2 separate regions of the Homo sapiens genome follow, and region 1 is linked to region 2. Evidence: read pairs that join two places in POLR2A ChIA-PET (ENCODE). Cell type or tissue: PC-3. All regions are shown on one strand. Links, peaks and the distances in the headings refer to the core of each region. The heading gives the core; the rest is flanking DNA.

Evidence for each region. Peaks named below come from ENCODE experiments on the same cell type or tissue, not always from the same donor. Only the 100,000 strongest peaks of a DNase experiment are listed, where the experiment ranks them.
Region 1: POLR2A ChIA-PET joins it to region 2 with 12 read pairs; 2 of 35 experiments call an interaction of 5 or more read pairs at or near these places.

The regions. Positions count from the first base shown.
Region 1 is chr12:96,069,885-96,081,457 of GRCh38, reverse strand. No RefSeq gene overlaps it. Among named protein-coding and RNA genes, the nearest start is that of TRD-GTC2-8, 40 kb to the right of the region's middle. RefSeq lists an enhancer at 9,701-10,201. In PC-3, for the core only: no CTCF peak of the experiment used is centred there; a DNase peak (open chromatin) is centred at 7,887.
Region 2 is chr12:95,729,648-95,737,647 of GRCh38, reverse strand. The region is part of intron 3 of NTN4 (netrin 4); the gene reads left to right. LOC105369919 (a long non-coding RNA gene) reads left to right here and starts at 2,822. Exons shown (of 3, transcript XR_001749273.2): 1 at 2,822-8,000. RefSeq lists enhancers at 5,770-5,829, 6,040-6,119 and a silencer at 5,882-6,099. In PC-3, for the core only: no CTCF peak of the experiment used is centred there; a DNase peak (open chromatin) is centred at 4,297; H3K27ac peaks cover 651 bases.

The sequences.
Region 1 (11,573 bases), core at 1-8,000, 340 kb before region 2:
CAAATACAAAACAAGACAGGCTGGGTGCGGTGGCTCATGCCTGTAATCCCAGCACTGTGGGAGGCTGAGGTGGGCAGATCACGAGGTAAGGAGTTCAAGACCAGCCTGACCAACATGGTGAAACCCTGTCTCTACTAAAAACAGAAAAATTAGCCAGGTATGGTGGTGTGCACCTGTAATCCCAGCTACTCAGGAGGCTGAGGCAGGAGAATCGCTTGAACCTGGGAGGCAGAGGTTGCAGTGAGCCGAGGTCGTGCCACTGCACTCCAGCCTGGGCGAAAGAGCAAGACTCCGTCTCAAAAAAACAAAACAAAACAAAACAAAAAAAACCAAGACCATGTGAATGGCTCATAGGAACAGTCAGCAACCAAGGTGAAATGATTTGTTTTTCCAAAGGTGAATCCTCAAGGCTGTTGTTCATTCATTCACAAATATTTATTGAGCACCTACTGCATGCTAGGCACTGGGTTAGATGCTGAGGGTACAGCAGTGAACAAAATAGACACCATCCTTGCTTTTTCTAATTTCCTAGAGCTGCTATAACAAAGTACCATAAACTGGGTGGCTTAAAACAACAGAAATGTATTGTCTCACAGTTCTGGAGAGTAGAAATACAAGACTAAGGTGTTGGCAGTGCCATGCTCCCACTGAAAGCCATAGGAGAATCTTTCCTGCCTCTTCCTAACTTTTGTTGCTTTTTCTTGTCTTGCAACTATGTAACTCCAGTCTCTGTCTTTGTCATGACATGGCATTCTCCCTACATGTCTGCATCTTCACAAGTCTGTCGGTTTTTTTGTTTGTTTGTTTGTTTGTTTGTTTTCCTGAGATGGAGTTTCGTTCTTGTTGCCCAGGCTGGAGTGCAGTGGCGCGATCTTGGCTCACTGCAGACTCCACCTCCCGGGTTCAAGCGATTCTCCTGCCTCAGCCTCCTGAGTAGCTAAGATTACAGGTGCACACCACCACGCCCAGCTAATTTTTGTATTTTTAGTAGAGACAGGGTTTCACCATGTTGGTCAGGCAGGTCTCGAACTCTTGACCTCAGGTGATCCACCTGCCTCGGCCTCCCAAAGTGCTGGGATTACAGGTGTGAGCCACTGTGCCCAGCAAGGCTGTCTTCTTATAAAGACACTGGTCATATTGGGCTAGGTGCTCACTCTTCTGCTGTATGACCTCATCTGAACTAATTACATTTGCAATGGCCCTACTTCCAACTATGGTTATGTTCTGAGGTACCAGGGGTTAGGATTTTAACATCTTTTTTGGAGGCTGGGGGAATAACTTGACCCATAACATTGCTCTTATGGAGCTTATAGTCTAGAAAGGAGGCATACATTAAATGCATCATCACACAATTAAAGATGAAAATGTCATTAGTAGTTAAGTGCTCCAACAGTAACAAGAACAACAAGAAATCGTAACAGGTGGACTGGACGTGGTGGCTCGTGTTTGTAATCCCAGCACTTTGGGAGGCCGAGGCAGGTGGATCTCCTGAGCTTGGGAATTCGAGACCAACCTAGGCAATATGGCGATATCCTGAGTCTACAGAAAATACAGAAATTAGCTGGGCATGGTGGAGTGCGTCTGTAGTCCATGCTACTGAGGCTGAGATGAGAGAATCACTTGAGCCCAGGAGGCTGAGGCTGCAGTGAGTCAAGATCGTGCCACTGCTCTCCAGTCTGGGTGACATAGTGAGACTCTATCTCAAAAAAAAAAAAAAAAAAGAAAAGAAAAAAAAGGAAGGCTGGGCGTGGTGGCTCAGGCCTGTAATTCCAACACTTTAGGAATCCAAGGTGGGTGGATCATGAGGTCAGGAGTTTGAGACCACCCTGACCAACATGGTGAAACCTCGTCTCTACTAAAAATACAAAAATTAGCCGGGCGTGGTGGTGCGTGCCTGTAATCCCAGCTACTCAGGAGGCTGAGGCAGGAGAATCTCTTGAACCCGGGAGGCAGAGGTTGCAGTGAGCTGAGTTTGTACCACTACACTCCAGCCTAGGTGACAGAGCGAGACTCCATCTAAAAAAAAAAATCGTAACAGGAGAAGCTAAGCCATGGTTGAAGGGGGTGGTCAGGAAAAGTTTCTCTGAGGAAGGAACATTTAAGCTGAAGCCTGGAGTGTTCCTCGGGGGGAGAGCAACACCGAAGGGGGCCCCAGGCTGAGGAGAAATTTGACAGAGGTATATTAATACATAAGAGACCCTCCAAAAAGGTTCTCAGAAAAGCTGAGAAGAAATAGAGTCTCTCTCTGTCACTTTGGTAATCTTAATGGTCCCAAACAGTTGTGTGCAAGAGGAAAATTCAGTTACTGAGTCTACCAAAGAAGGAAGGCCTGTCTTATTATTAGGTTCTCCTACTACATAAGTGGTTGTTTTGTTTAGTCTTTTTAAGGACCATGTTGAATGAGCCAAATTACATTTATATTCTTATTCCTTTGGGATCTGGACAAGTCTGCCAGATTTCTGGATTAGCAAAAATTGATTCGAGTGTATGATTTCAGTTAGCGGCTGCTGGGATCACTGTGAGTTTTCAGCATGACATTGTTTAGTAAGCAAACCTCTGAAAGTATGCTTTTATATCTATCAGTCCCCTCCCCAAAAAGCCTCCAAAACCCAGCTATTCTAAAGGGAGTTAAGACTTCCTAAAGCAGTAGACAAAGAACTGAGTGTCAGCTCCTTGGTTGAGTTCAAATTGCCTCCGACAGCAACTGGGCTACAGTATGTGGCACACATTTTCAGAGCCAGACGGGGAGAGGGGGTGGGTTGGTTCCCCCTGGAAAGGCTGTGCTGTGGCTGGGTGGGGTGGGAAGTTAGCCTCCCTTTTCAGGGACAATGTGTCCCACCCTATGCCGGATAGTGGCACATCACAGCTCAGCCTCCCAATTTCACCCACTGGCCTCCGTTTCCCATGTCATCTGAGGTCAGAGAGGTCCAAGCCAACAGAGGTGACTCCGCAGCCTTGCAGGAAGCTGAAGCTGTGAGAAGAAGGATATGCTGCTCCATGCACACCCCCGAGGAGCTGTCCACGGACGGGCCAGGGCTGCTTCCGGGCCAGCGTCCAGGTCTGCTGCTGAGGGCCAGGTGGTGTTGGAGTTGGCCGACTCTCCCTCCTCCATCACATTTTCCAGGAAGGGGTGGCTAGGGACCGGTGGTAGGTGGGGATATTGTCAGCAATGAATGTTGGTGTTTTTGACCAAGAGCCAAAGTATTGTGTGTTTCGGGGGTCTGGCAGACTGCCTCCGCCCAGGGAGACATGCATAACGAGCCTGCCGTCCCAGCCTATAGCACAGTTGTTTGAACTTCGCAGGGTAGGATGGGTGTGGGTGTGTGGTTCTCACCATGAGGATCAAGCCCCCCCTCTTTTTTTTTCCCCCCAACTCCTTTACATCTTTAAGTAAATGAAGCAAAGGAACTGACTGGTGGACTTGAGGAGTGGAAAGGGGCTGTTTATTACCATTCTTGCCAGTCATTTCCCAGGGTTAGAAGTCAACAGAGAGTTCTTTTCTTCCTTTCGTCCAGTATTTGAGTTTAAGTCTTAACAGAGGCAAGTGGGCATTAATAATAGTTGTCCAGGCCAGGCGCAGTGGCTTACACCTGTAATGCCAATGCTTTGGGAGGCTGAGGCAGGAGGATCACTTGAGCCCAAGAGTTCAAGATCAGCCTGGACAACATAGCAAGACCCTATCTCTCCAAAAAATTTAAAAATCATGCAGGTGTGGTGGCACGAGTCTGTAGTACCAGCTACTCAGGAGGCTGAGGTGGGAGGATCGCTTGAGCCCAAGAAGTTGAGGCTGCAATGAGCCATCATGTCACCACTGCACTCCAGCCTGGGTGACAGAACAAGACACTGTCTCTAATAATAATAATAATAATAATAATTTAAAAGTCCAGTTTGGCACCATGGGCATATAATCTGGCCTTGTTGGGTTCCCGTTTATAAAAGATCTCCCTGCTGTGGGCTGACTCCTTCCTCACATAGCCCTCCTTGGCCTGAGAAAACCCAGGAGAACAAAGGTGGGAGGAAATGTCAAAATCCAGAAGGGCCAACTTCTGAGCAACTCCGGGAAGTTTTCTCCCAGAACCAGGTCCTGCCCGCAGAGAGCTCTTCCTAAGGAACCGGGTTGCTGAGGAGTGGGTGGAGCTCAGCACCTTTCACACTCCATTGGATCACAGCCTGTTTCCATTAGGAAGGTTGGATGCTGCAGCCCGTTTCCCACCTGGTGTAAATTGCAGGGGCTACCGCTGCCACCAGCAGGGTATCAGCAAATAAAACCAGGCCTGAGGCCATTTGTTACAAACTTGAGGCTTGTGGTATTTGAAGCTGCACAGTCATTTGGGAAACTGAGTATTCCACAGAGGAAAAGGCTGGTGGGGCGGTGCATGTCCCAGAGGACACAAAGTGTTCTCCAAACCCACAAAGTCTGAAAATCCATCAGTAGAAATTTCTAAAATTTCAGAGATGCCAGATTTGGCTAATCAAAATTCAGGGTGTTCCATTAAGTTTGAATTTAAAATAAAGGAGGAACACTTTTTTTTTTAAGGATAACTATGTCCCAAACATTGCATTGGAGGACATACTTATGCTTACAAAGTATTTGTTCTTCCTTGTATGATGTTGGTGAGAATGTAAATTAGTATAGCCACTATGGAAATGAGTATGGAGGTGTCTCAAAAAATTAAAAATGGAACTGGCATATTGCTATGGTTTGAATATGTCCCCTCCAAAATTCATGTTGAAACTTCATCCCCATGGTGGTGATATCAAGAGGTGGGACCATTTGGGGAGTGATTAAGTCATGAGGGCCCCACCTTCATGGATGAGATTCAGGCCATTATAAAAGGGCTTGAGGGGGAGGCTTTACTCTCATCTTCCTTCTGCCACAAGGACACAGCAACAAGACGTGATTGTGGAAGCAGAGAGCAGTCCTCATCAGATACCAAATGCTGGAGCCTTGATCTTGGACTTCTGAGCTTCTTCAACTGTGAGAAAATACATTTCTGGCCAGGAGCGGTGGCTCACGCCTGTAATCCCAGCACCTTGGGAGTCTGAGGCAGGTGGATCACGAGGTCAGGAGATCGAGACCATTCTGGCTAACACAGTGAAACCCCGTCTCCACTAAAAAAAAAAAAAAAAAAAAAAAAAAAAAATTAGCTGGGCGTGGTGGCGGGCGCCTGTAGTCCTAGCTACTCAGGAGGCTGAGGCAGGAGAATGGCATGAACCCGGGACGTGGAGCTTGCAGTGAGCAGAGATTGCACCACTGCACTCCAGCCTGGGCGACTGAGCGAGACTCCATCTCAAAAAAAAAAAAAAAAGAAAAAGAAAGAAAAGAAAGAGAAAATACATTTCTGTTCTTAATCAATTACCCAGTGTCAGGTATTTTGTGGTAGCAGGACAAATGGATGAAGGCACGTGCAATCCAGCTACCCACTACTGATTGTATATCCAAAGGAAATGAAGTCAGTATGTCAAAGAGATATCTGTGTCTCATGTTCATTGCAGCATTATTCACAGTAACCAAGATATGGAATTAAAGTAAGTGTCCATCATGGATGTATGGATAAAGAAAATGTATATATACAATGGAATACTATTCAGCCTTAAAATAAAAAGAGGAAAATTATGTCACTTGTGACAACACGAATGAACCTGGAGGACATTGTGCTAAGTAAAATAAGCCAGGCACAGCAAGACCAAAACCACGTGATCTCACTTCTGTGTGGAATCTAAAACAGCCCAACTCATTAAAACAGAGTTGAATGGTGGTTACCAAAGAATGGGTTTGGGGAGATGTTGGCCAAAGGATACAAAATTTGAGTTCAATAAAAGGAATAAGTCCAAGAGATCTATTGTACAAACAATGACTATAATTGATAACAATATATTATATACTTAAAAATCACTAAGAGAATAGATTTTCAGTGTTCTCACCACAAAAAAAAGTATGTGAGGTAATGTATATGTTATCTCAATTTATCCTTTCCACAATGTATACATATTTCAAAATATCAAGTTGTACACCATAAATATATACATTTTTACTGGTCAATTACAATTTATTTTCAAAAGTACTTGTTCTTTATCTAAAACTTACATTTAACAAAGCATCATCTATTTTCTCTGACTACCCCACCCCAGGTACAGAATGCCTCCGGAAGTTTCTTTATCTTTTCTTTTTTTTTTTTTTTTGAGACAGAGTCTCGCTCTGTCACCAGGCTGGAGTGACTTGATCTTAGCTCACTGCAACCTCTGCCTCCCGGGTTCAAGGAATTCTCCTGCCTCAGCCTCCCGAGTAGCTGGGACTACAGGCGCGCACCATTACACCCAGCTAATTTTTTTTGTATTTTTAGTAGACATGGGGTTTCACTGTGTTGGCCAGGATGGTCTCGATCTCTTGACCTCGTGATCTGCCTGCCTCAGCCTCCCAAAGTGCTGGGATTACAGGCGTGAGCCATCGTGCCTTGCCTGCCTCCAGAAGTTTCTACTGAAGGCAGAGGTGAAAGGAAACCCGCTGTGAATGCTGACGTCTTATTCACTAGTCTTTGAACTCTTCTAGGGGCTGGCTGCCAGACTCAAAGCATTGTTTGCTTATGGGATGAACGTCTTAATGCAGGGAAACTGAATGGCCAGTTGTCATCAACCCAACCAAAGGGACTCCGCAAAAAAAGTAATGTTGTTGTTCTGTAATAGGTAAATGTCAGATAGTTCTATTCTCAATGGCAAGCTGATGAAGCCCACCCCAGTCCACACACTTTCTCTCCTGTTCAGAATCTGTTGCTAGGTGGGTGGCTCGGGCTGTTCTTCCTCTCCCTTCCTTGTTGCCCTCTCAGCCTCTGCAATGGGGCTGTGAGGAGACCAAACCCCATCAGCTCCTCCTTGGTATTTCCTCATTCCACCATTCAGAGCATTTCCCTGAACCTGTTTGCTGAGCATCTGGGCAAATATTTGGTGGGGAAAGTGATTTAATTTTTTTAATTGAGGTGAAATTCACATAACATAAAATTAACCTTATTTTTTTTTTTTCTGAGACAGAGTCTCACTCACTCTGTTGCCCAGGCTGGAGTGCAGTGGTGCAATCTCAGCTCACTGCCTCCTGGTTTCCAGTGATTCTCCTGCCTCAGCCTCCCGAGTAGCTGGGATTACAGGCACGTGCCACCATGCCAGGCTAATTTTTGTATTTTTAGTAGACATGGGGTTTCACCATGTTGGCCAGTCTGGTCTTGAACTCCTGACCTCAAGCAATCTGCCCGCCTTGGCTTCCCAAAGTGCTAGGATTACAGGCGTGAGCCACCGTGCCTGGCCAAATTAACCATTTTAAAGTGTACAATTCAGTGGCATTTGGTACATTCACAGTATTGTGCAACTTCCACCTCTATGTGGTTACAAAGCATTTTCTTCGCCCCTAGAGAAAACCCTGTACCCATGAAGCAGTTGGCTGTCAGCAATTTAAATTTAATTTTAAATTTTCACATTTTTAATTAAGCAAATTTAATTTCAAATTTGTCTCTTTAGAAATAGAGAGGCTCCCTCAAACTGCCCCTTGTGAGGCTGAAGTGAGGGGAATGAGAGAAATGGAAAGAGCAATTCTTGAGTTGAGTCAGTGGACAAGACTGGTTTCCAAACCTAATTGCAGATCTCTCACTGGTTTATAGGATTGAAGGCTATAGATTAAACGGCTCCAGAAAGACAGGTGTGTGCATGAAATGAGTCCCTGGTGATTGACAGAAGAGGGTTCACTTTAAGGCAGGGCTTACCAGGGAAAGTGGCAGAAGCTGCCAGACTATGCAAACAATGGGGAAGGGAGTCACAGGGCATGAAAGGGTCTTGTGAAGGGTGTAACCTGCTCACAGAGCACATTCTTGGGGACTAGGGTAAGAGAAGAGTCTACAAAAAGGAGCACAATGGGCTTGAGCTTCTGGGTTCAGAGGGAGCCGATGAATCACCTTGGGGAGGTGTCCCATTGCCCCTTGGCCAGTGAGAGCCTGAGATTTCCTGATTTACAGGAGTTGGTTCCTTCTCAGAGGAACACTTGACTCTCTCCTGTCTAGAGAGACCAATCCTCCTTATTGTATGTAAAATCTGGTGCAACTGCATTTTTGGAGACCACTGGTACTTCCTGCAGTGACTTGCTTGCAGCAGTTTTCTTTATTCTCCAGCTGGTTCCAGCTTCTTTTAATCTCTAGTTGTTTTCAGCAGTCCCTAGCTCACCACAAAGCCAGAAGCTTCCCAGTTTGGAACAGAGTTGCAGGGGTAATCCTCTTTGTTCAAGATTTGGGAGTTAACTGTTGGGCCAATGCCCCCTTTATTGCAAAGTTTGCAAGGAAAAGAACAAAGGAAGAGGAAGATCCACTGGGACAGTTGGAGCTGCCAGGTGGCACAGAGCTGTACAGTCCTTCACTGAACAAATGTTTATTGAGGGCATGCTGGCACAAGGCACTGCTGTAGAAGATGCAAGTGGTTATAGCCCACCCTGAGCTACTGCATTTTATGTGCCAGGCACTGTTCTTGGGGCTTTGCTTATATTCACTTATACTGAAGGACAACAGCCCAGTGATTATTTATGGGAAAGTGAGCTTTTCCCACCCTTGCCTCAGGGTGGCGGTTGCCCAAAAGTGGGGTTCGTCCTGTGTCCATGCCTCCTTACCTGCCACCTCAACCACCAAAAGGAACTGAACCTCCCCTGCTACTCCAGCTCATGTGCAATAATCACAGAACACAAGGAAGTTAGGGTAACAAGAGCAGAAAAGTGGAAAAACAAATACCTCTACCCCTCTGCACAGATGCTGTGTCTGCCTCACAAATATCTTTAACCTCCATCATCTCATCATTGCTCCCTTGCCCCATGGATGGAAGCAGTTGTCCCCTCTGTCTAGCTTTACAGACACTTTGCTCAAGCATCAGAGCAGATACAGTATTCAAATGGGATGCCCTGAATAATATGTCTTCTTTAGGCATCAGGCAGGAATGTCTGAAGATGAAAAACCCTAAAACAAGTGCACAAGGGCCTTGTTGATGTTTCTAAGAATAGCGCTGGGAGAATCTCCTTGGCCTAGCCTGGAAAGTCATCATTCATCCTGGGTTGCGGGGATGAAGAATCCTGCCAGTGTCATTCTATATACTCTTTTCTGATAAAGATACTTTGTTAAATGTAACTCAGTGCAATTTGATTTTATATCCTTAAAAGATTTCTTTCATATGAACAAATCCACAAGGTAAAAAAAAAAAAAGTTTTGGCCGGATGCAGTGGCTCATTCCCGTAATCCCAGAACTTTAGGAGGCTGAGGTGGGAGGATCACGAGGTCAGGAGATCAAGACCAGCCTGGCCAACATGGTAAAACCCGACTCTACTAAAAATACAAAAATTAGCAGGACGTGGTAGTGTGTGCCTGTAATCCCAGCTACTCGGGAGGCTGAGGCAGGAGAATCTCTTGAACCAGAGAGTTGGAGGTTGCAGTGAGCCGAGATTGCGCCACTGCACTCCAGCCTGGCGACAGAGCAAGACTCTGTCAAAAAAAAAAAAAAAAAAAAACCCTCCACTTTTTTTTATTTTTAATTTTTATTTATTTAATTAATTTTTTTGTATCATTATTTTTTTTGTGATGGAGTCTTGCTCTGTCGCCAGGCTGGAGTGCAGTGGTGCGATCTCGGCTCATTTCAACCTCTAACTCCCTGGTTCAAGAGATTCTCCTGCCTCAGCCTCCCAAGTAGCTGGGATTACAGGCACACGCCACTACGTCAGGCTAATTTTTGTATTTTTAGTAGAGACAGGGTTTCACCATGTTAGTCAGGATGGTCTCAACCTCCTGACCTCGTGATCCGCCCGCCTCGGCCTCCCACAGTGCTGGGGTTACACACGTGAGCCACCGTGCCTGGCCTAAAAAAAAGTTTTTATTGTGTCCTCAGTGGGGATCAGAAAATATAGTTACTGTGTTTTTCCTTCTGCATTCTGTCTGAAATTATGTCTTATTTTTAAATTTATTATTGAATGCCGCATACTGTCATTTTGTTTCCTATCTTGGATCAGGTTGTAGGTACTGTGTGTGAGTGTGCATTTGTGTGTGTGTGTGTGTGTGTGTGAGCGAGAGAGAGAATGTTGAATTGAGGTCTTTCAAGGAAGGGTTAAAGAGCCATGTGCGAATGAGCTTCTGTTCCACGGCAGGCATTTAGAATCACGGTGCTTAGAAGACGTGGTATAATGATAGGCTGCTGGTGATGATATTGCTTCCCTGGGACGCTTCAGGAAGGGTGAGGAGACTAATTGGCTGGTCTGGCAAACAATTCAAGATGAGACCAAAAGGAGGAGCCATCTGCTGGCAGGAAGTAAATGGAAATTCACCTTAGCGCTGGCCCTTCCACAGTGGGTGCACAGATGGTGACAGGCGGAACCCTTAGGGAGAGAGCGAAGGCCCTCATCTGCCAAGAGAGGAACAAAGGGGATTTGCTATTGCCTCCAGTGAACAGCCTCTTCTTTCATTTTGAGATCATGTAAGGAGTTTGCCCACATCACAAACCTGTTAGTATGAGCTTGGTGGCCTTGGGGAGTTTCCAGGCAGTATTACTGTGTAGAACTAAGAGTGAGGCTTTAGAGGAAGCAATGGAGATGGAAGTAATTGGTTTAAGATCCTGGACATGGGCACCCTCTAATCTGGGATGACCTCATGTGGCTGTGCAGCACAGAACAGCAACGGGGCTCCATTGACATGCAAAAGGCATTTCCTCGACACTCCCCCTCCCAGCCCTGCTGCAGGTCCCAGTCTGCACAGTGCTTCAGGGCAGACCTCCTCCTGACTGCTTGTAAGTTGAACCTTCGATTCAACTTTATTCCACCTGCTCAATGTAGTCCTTCGAGTTTCCAAGCAGGAAGCATTGCAAGGGCGAGTAGCTGCTGCAATAAGCCCTCATTTCTGCAAAGGAGTGGTAGTGTATGTTTTCCCAATATACCCACCTCAGATATAGTAATTTCTAAACATATCAGTGGAAACAGAATAAAACCTCTTAGATGCAAATTATCTTGGTTGCAAGGGTAAGGAGTAGGGGGGAAACCAATATGAGTTAATAAAAGAACTGAACATACTTAAAATAACATGAAATTTTTTCCCTCTAATTCCATGAGAGGTTAGACATGTAATTTCTTTACACTTGAATACATTGAGAGAATCAGTTAGGATAGCACTTTTTAAAATTTTTAATTTTCTGTCTGAAAGCCATCACTGTAAGGACTATTACTGAAAATTTAAAGGCCAAATATTTAAACGATATGAAAAATATACCATCTTGCTTAACAAGAAGTCCTGAGACAGGACAGATGCAAAGTTCGTCAACTCAATGGCTTAACAAGGTTAAGAAAGATTTGGGCTGTTTACAACCTTCCTATTCCGTTCTCACTTAGCAGGGCAGTTTTGAACCACCAGGTACCTCCCCTCATGGTCACAAGATAGCAGCCATGGTTCCAGCCATCTCACACAAATCCTACAACATCCTTTAGATGAATATTCCCTCCGTGTGTGTGTGTGTGTGTGTGTGTGTATGTGTGTGTGTGATCACAGAGGAAAAAACCTTCCCCAGGAGTACCTCATATA
Region 2 (8,000 bases), core at 1-8,000:
CCCATGCCAGTTTTTAGTACTGTGACCTTCAGATATAAAGTGTAAAGTGAGCAGGAGTGAGAGGATGGCATGATTATATTAGTGGTATTATCACACACAAGCCAGCTTTGACAGTAAATGGGGACCATTGTGGAGTAGATTTTAAAGTTGGAAAAATAAGAACCTCGATTTTATGCCTGGTATCTTTGCTGTCCAGCCAGCAGAATGAATAAAAATTCTCCTCCATGAAGAGGACTGACCCCCTCTTCACCTAAGGCAGAGTTAAACTCTCTTTCCTCTAGGTTCACACATCTCCTGGGCTTTCCTCTGAATTTTTACTTCTCTGCATCCCCCAGGAGACCACGAACTCTCTGAGGAACTGTATGATCTTTGTATCCTCAGGACCAAGTGTATTACCTGGGCCAGAAGTAGGTGCTCAGTAGGTGTTTGGTTGAATGATAGCAACATAGGAATAGGGAGATGATGAAAAATTAGTGTCATTGTTTATCTGTCCTTACCTCCCCGACTTCCAGAAAAGATACAGAGTGGCTCAGCAGTAAGCACCTTGTTGGGACACATCCAGAGACTATGGATGGGGATTGGGCAAGGAGAAAATAAGGATGAGCGCTCCAATTATTTGATTTTCTATTTTGCTCTGATACTTCTGAGCAAACCAAAGCAAAATGAATAAAATGGAAAAGGCTGCAGAATATGCTACTGCATTTCCTAAAGGATAGACATCCCTATTCTTTCTTCTTTCTCTCAGCCCTAGTATACGATAGGCCACCAGCAGCCATGATCCAGTTAGCCAGCAGGACAGTTTGTGCTGGCTGGGCTGAGTCGCTGGGGCAGCATCAGGGTAACTAAAATGACTAGGACAGTAGCCAGAAAGTAACCAAAATAGAAACAGTGCTATTACTTGTAGAAGTTAATCCAGGCTCCCAGAGTTGAAGAAAATGCAGCATTCATTCAACAGATACCTGCTAGTTTCTAGACACTGATGGATCTTTGAAATCCTACAGTATTGTTTCAAATAAAGGGTGCTATGATTTAGTGTATCTCAGTTAACTGGGTTCAGGTAGGATTCAATCAGAAAATAACAAATATTTAGAGACATGTCAACCTACCAGACTGTGAACTAGAAAGTTTATGTGAGGTAGAGTGCTCAAAATATTTTGCCATGACATTTTAGTGAATTTGTGAAAGGAGAGCATGCAGATCTTTTGTTTCCTCGACTGTCTCTTATAATCCAAGCCATACAGGACCACCTCAGAGTAGAGTCCTGAGCAAAATGACAGAGGCCCCCATAACATGGCACAGGGTGGACCCTCAATATTTGTGGACTGAAGGACCTATGAGACTACCTGCATGGCTCTGATCAACCACAACAAAGTGCCAGAGTTCTCAAGGGCCTTATAAAAACTTCAGGTGGCCGGGCACAGTGGCTCACACCTGTAATCCCAGCACTTTGGGAGGCCAAGGCGGGTGGATCACCTGAGGTCAGGAGTTCCAGACCAGCCTGGCCAACACAGCAAAACCCCATCTCTACTAAAAATACAAAAATTAGCTGGGCATAGTGGTGGGCGCCTGTATTCCCTGCTGCTCGAGAGGCTGAGGCACAACAATCACTTGAACCTGGGAGGCGGAGGTTGCAGTGAGCCGAGATCGTGCCACTGCACTCTAGCCTGAGTGACAAAGCAAGACTCTGTCTCAAAAAAATAAATAAATAAATAAATAAATAAATAAATAAATAAATAAATAAAAATTTAAAAAAAATCATGAGCAGGCATTTAAAAGTATTACTTTCTTTTTTTAAAGTAAGTCCTCTAAATATAAACTTTCAGAGTTAACAACACTTTCTAAGGCTGAAGATAAAAATTCTAGAAGTTTCTCTTTGTTCTGCCAAATTCAACAATGGATAATTACTCAAAGCTAACAGACACTTTTGAAGAAGTCTTAAAATACAACTATTCTATACAATATACTGCCAGCAAGAAAATTATCAGCCTGTAAAGAGGTTCAGGATAACCAAGTAAAGGAGACTATACAGTAAGTGTTTTTCCATTCCAAAAGGATGTTAGAATGAGACATCTCCATCCTAGAAAACCCTATGGAACGGAAACCTCATTTTCTTACTAATCTCCTGCTGCTTTGAAATTGGAAGCAATTTCCTTTTAAAATAATATTAGTTTGCTGACATCTTTCTATTCCATTTTCATACTGATTTCAATTTGTGCAGCAGTGGTAGCAGCCCCTAGTGCCATTACTAAGCATGTGTTTGAATGGAGCTAAGCCAAGCCAAAACTGTGGATAAGGCCAGGTAGGGGGTAAAAAACAGCCTAAGTGGCCAAGACTATGTTGACTTCCAGGGATCCAGTTCCATCACAATTCTTGCTATCCCTATTCTCTTTAGAAAAAAGAAAAAAGAAGAAAAAAGAACCCATAAGCAATTGGACCAATAGCAGCCACGGTTGGAAATGTGAATTATTCTGGTTTTCGATTTTTCCACCCCTAAGCTTGGGTGTATTTGACTTTTATCTATACTTTTTTCTGAATTAGAAAAGAGCTTGTATTAAATTTGGAAATGGTTGCCTCCTTTGAATGTGGTTTTTGTTTTGTTTTGTTTTTTGAGATGGAGTTTCGCTCTTGTTGCCCAGGCTGGAGTGCAATGGCACGATCTTGGCTCACCATAACCTCTGCCTCCCTGGTTCAAGTGATTCTCCTGCCTCAGCCTCCAGAGTAGCTGGGACTATAGACATGTGCCACTACGCCTGGCCAATTTTGTATTTTTAGTAGAGATGGGGTTTCTCCATGTTGGTCAGGCTGGTCTCGAACTCCTGACCTCAGGTGATCCACCCGCCTCAGCCTCCCAAAGTGCTGGGATTACAGGTGTGAGCCACCACACCCAGCCTGAATGTGATGTTTTAATTCCTATGATTGCTTCACTGAGCATATTGCACATTGAAAGTATAGCCTTTTGCCTTATTAGGAACATAGGCATAGATTAATTGTCCCACATTTGTGTGTCTCTAGACGCCATTTATTTTATGTACACGGCTGTAGAAGAACTGAAATCTGATTGTGCCTGCAGAATGGAAGGTAGCTTCTTAAGAAATGCTGTTCTTTTGCAGGTCAGCTTATCATAGGTATGTGCACACAAATCTAAATTTTTAGCACAGTTTTTATTTGCAGCAGTGGAATGTGGTCCCTGAACCAGCACCATCAGCCTCATCTGGCAACTCGTGAGAAATACACATTCTCAAACCTTACCCCAGACCTACTGAATCAGAAATTCTAGAGATGAGGCCTAAGAATCTATGTTTAACAACCCCTCCAGGTGTTCTAATGCTTGCTAAAGTTTGAAAACCATTGCTTTACAGACTATGCCAGTTCGTCTGTGGCTAATATTGTTGCTAAAATGAGTAATTAATGAAACCTGATTTTATGGGCTAGAATTGTTTATGGCTGATGATAGCAAATTAGGGAAGTTAATGGAAATGGCACCCTATTTCTTAAACTATCGAAAAGAATAGGAAAAGAGATTCAAACTAGGAGCCTCATTTACCTTAATACATTCCTTTTTTTTTTTTTTTTTTTTTGAAATGGAGTCTTGCTCTGTCACCCAGGCTGGAGTGCAGTGGCGTGATCTTGGCTCACTGCAACCTCCCCCTCCCGGGTTCAAGCAATTCTCATGCCTCAGCCTCCCAAGGAGCTAGGATGACAGGCATGCACCACCATGCCTGGCTAATTTTTGTATTTTTAGTTCAGATGGGGTTTCGCCCTGTAGGCCAGGCTGGTCTCCAACTCCTGACCTCAAGTGATCTGCTTGCCTCGGCCTTCCAAAGTGCTGGGATTACAGGCATGAGCCACCATGCCCGGCCCCCTCCTGTGTCTTTTAAAACAGCATCACCTTCCCCCCATGTTTCCCCTTCTCCCCAGATCCATTCCACTTAGTCTCACCAGTTCAGTTTTCCTTCATCTGTCTATTTTACTGGAAGACAGAACTGTGTGATGATTAAGACCCTGGTATTGGAGCCAAACACAGCTAAATCTGACTTACCACAGCACTTACTAAGTTACTTGGTCTCACTGAGCCTCAGTTCTCTAATAAAATGAGGATAATATCTACCTTTTGTAGTTATGGTAAGGATTTAAAAGTCTGATGCTCTGTGCCCGGGATATGGTAGACACTACTTACATTGCTGTCATGATTCTATTGTATTATCTCAGCTACCTCTACTCTTCTCCTTCATACACTTCTTTGCCAATAATGACAAAAATAAATCACAGCTTATGTGCTGTTTGACATGTTTACAAGGCTGAGGGTTTTGTGGCAAGGAAAACTGTGCTTTGACTCCAGCCTGCTGGAATCCCGGAAATTGTGTGAAGAGATCTTAAGCTTTTTTCTCTTTGCAGCTGTAGAGGACTAATTTAGTTCTCTTTTTCCTAGCAGCTGGTGATTTTACAGCTGTTGGGTGATGAATGGTAATAAGAGGGAATATGGAATGTTTCATTATTTTATTCAATTATCATCCACTGGATAACATGGAGGCCTTAGAATACTGTGAGAAATATTTAAATGCCCTGAGCTGCACTTGTTAAGGCAGATTTTTCTCCTGTAATTTGGAGCTTATTTTAAAAGATGGTCAATATTTTGACTGATGCGTCTAAGTCTGAGGGTAAATGCTGAGATCTGTGGAACCATATAATGGGGTTTGAGGAAAATGTTCCTTAGCTACCTAGCTGTATAAGGCAGGTTTTAGAATCATTCATATAGTCTCATTATGAAAGTGTTTCCCAAGGAATCCGGATACATTCATTCATGTATTTATGTTTTCATATATCATATGTCATGTTTTATAAATTAAGGACAGATTTAAAGCTACAGTTTTCATCTTCTTTTTAAAATTTATTTTAGATTTTATTCATGTTCTATGAATAAGCCAAAAGTATCATTAGAAAGCTCTTCAGGCTGGGTACGGTGGCTTATGCTTGTAATCCCAGCACTTTCGGAGGCCAAGGCAGGCGGATCACCTGAAGTCAGGAGTGATCTGCCCGGCCAACACGGTAAAACCCTGTCTCTACTAAAATACAAAAATTAGCTGGGTGTGGTGGCACGCGCCTATAGTCCCAGATACTCCGGAGATTGGGGCCGAAGAATCGCTTGGACGCAGGAGGCAGAGTTTGCAGTGAGCTGAGATTGCGCCATTGCACTCCAGCCTAGGTAACAAGAGCGAAACTCTTGTCTGGAAAAAAAAAAAAAAAAAAAAAAGAGGAAGAAAGAGAGAGAGAAAAGAAAGCTCTTCAATCTTTAAGATGTTAAGGAAATGAACAGGAGATTTTAAAAACGATAAAGTTATTAAATTTGACTGTAAAATCAGGATTTTAAGGGAGAGAGAGAAAGAAAGGAGAGAAAGAAAGAAAGACAGAGAAAGAAAGAAAGAGAGAAAGGGAGAGAAAAGAAAGCTCTTCAATCTTTAAGGTATTAAGGAAACGAACAGGAGATTTAAAAAACAATAAAGTTATTAAATTAGACTATAAAATCAGGATTTTAAAATACTTCATATGGTAAAACATGCATGTATGTTTGGAAATGTACATCTGTAAATTAGTTTTCGGTTTTAGCACAGAAAAAAACTATCATGGATTATAAATACTGATGACAACAGTTACCCCTTACTGAATGCCTACTATGTGCCAGGTCTTGTGCTGTCATGCTACAAGTATTATTGAATTTAATCTCCATAACAACTACATGGAGTATCATTATTTTCTTTCACAGATGCGAAACCGAGACTTGAAAATGTTGACTTCCCCAAAACGAACGAAGGGTAGAGCCACAATTACATTCACCTGTCAGACACTAAAGCCCATTCTCTTTTTGTTGGTGTTGCACTGTGAAAGACTTGGATCTAACCAGGGTTGACATCGTGCCAAGAACAGAGAAAAGAGAGGGAGGGGAAAAAGGATTGGAGAGGGCAGGGGCGATGAGGCTGGGTTCAAGGGACTGATCATCATCATAACCACAGAATCTAAACTAAGGAGGGAAGTGAGAGAGTAAAGACAATTCTCACCCCCAAAGGTTAGCTGATTTATTTATTTATTATTATTTTTTGAGACAGAGTCTCACTCTGTTGCACAGTGGCGCAATCTCGGCTCACTGCAACCTCTGCCTCCCAGATTCAAGCGATTTTCCTGCCTCAGCCTCCCGAGTAGCTGGGATTACAGTTGCCCACTACCACACCCGGCTAATTTTTATTTTTAGTAGAGATGGGGTTTCACCATGTTGGCCAGGCTGGTCTCGAACTCCTGACCTCAGGTGATCTGCCCACCTTGCCCTCCCAAAGTGCTGGGATTACAGGTGTGAGCCACCATGCCTGGCCTAGCTGTTTTATATTTTATAAAGTTCTTTCCTCTGCATTATTTCACTCCATCTTTACTATAACCCTAGAAGGTATGACTGCTCTTACAAGGATAGGTAAACTATCCAAGTCCTCTACATTTCAATGTCACCAGAAATTAGCATTGATTCTCTTCCATTAACAACTAGTGAAATGGCTCCAAAGGGAAGAAAAAGAGAAAGAATAAAAGCAAAAACTTTGGATATTCTACAAAGTAAATAATTTAGAAGTGACTATCTTTGGAGGGGTATGGATATCTATGGTTTTATTAGGAAGAGGAATTTCTGGATCTACCATCCTTTACTTCCCTCTCTAGCCCTAAATCATTTTTGCTGCTGATGAAAAGCACCAGCAACCTCTATCATTTAATTTGTCACATTAGGATCTGGAGGAATAGGTAATCCTGTCACCAAAGGAGTGCAACATATTCCTAATATTAACAAAATGTAAAGCTTGCCAATTTGATACAATTAGTGTGAGCCTATCCTCAATCCTTATTTCAGTGCTCCTGTGTTAGCATGGCATAGTTCTGCTGGTAGTCCCTTAGCACTGAGTAACCACAGGTGCTATAGAAGGTGTACAGAATGTTGATTTTACTTTATTTACTACCTCATATTTCCTAATAGAAGGGCAAGCCAAATTCACGTTCATGGCTGGAAATTGTTAGTGTTTTGACTGTGTTTTCTCTCCACACAGTAAGATATACTTTCTTTTAATGGAAAAAATTGCCCAGGATTACTGTTTCTGATGATTAGGAAACAAGAAGACTTTGGGACCAGAGGCATTCTAAAATAATCTTGGCACCCATGGAAGGATTTCCTGTGGGGTTCCTTTCAAGAGTTTCCCCAGAACAATTAGATATTTATTTATAGGCCTTTATTTCACAGAGAGGTGAAAGGATAAAAATACCTGAGAGGTAAAATGTTGGTATCAGAGCTGACATCTCTAAAAGTGAAATAGAAGCCAATGGGAAAGTAAGGTTGAGTCTCCAAAATATAATATTTGTTCATTTAACTTTTCATGAACATGCTTTCCAGAAAGTGAATGTTTTTCCAGAAAACATATATATTTAGGTCAAAATTGGGGCACTGTAAAAGTGCAAAAATGAATCTAACAGGTTTGAAATACTTGTTCTATAAATTTGGGAAGGAATAACTCATATTTGACTTTTTTCTTACTATAAAGTACTCCCCAAATATTCAAGGCATATCTCACTTTGCAAATTTTCTCATGAATACTTCCTTTTCAGTATAACATTTTTGGGTCCATCTGTGAATAGCTGGGAACCTGGAGTCAGATCTCTGTGTCTGGAAGACCTGGCCTTCCAATTTCACTGCTAATATAATGGGTTCATGGGGAGAAGGAAGCTATATGGAAAGAGAAAAGCTGAGGTTACTGATAGATATCTGACTTCTGGTGCACAAATCGTGTCTCCATGGTATTTCATTTGTGTCTTGCCAATTTTGTAATAGCTGGAAGCATACTTCAATTTGTCCTGAAACAGTTATATTCAGTAGAAGATAAACTGTGATTTAAGTCCTTATTCTCCCTTGCAAGGGAAATTTTTAGTGACAAGACACGTAAGGTTAAAATACACACACACACACACACACACACACA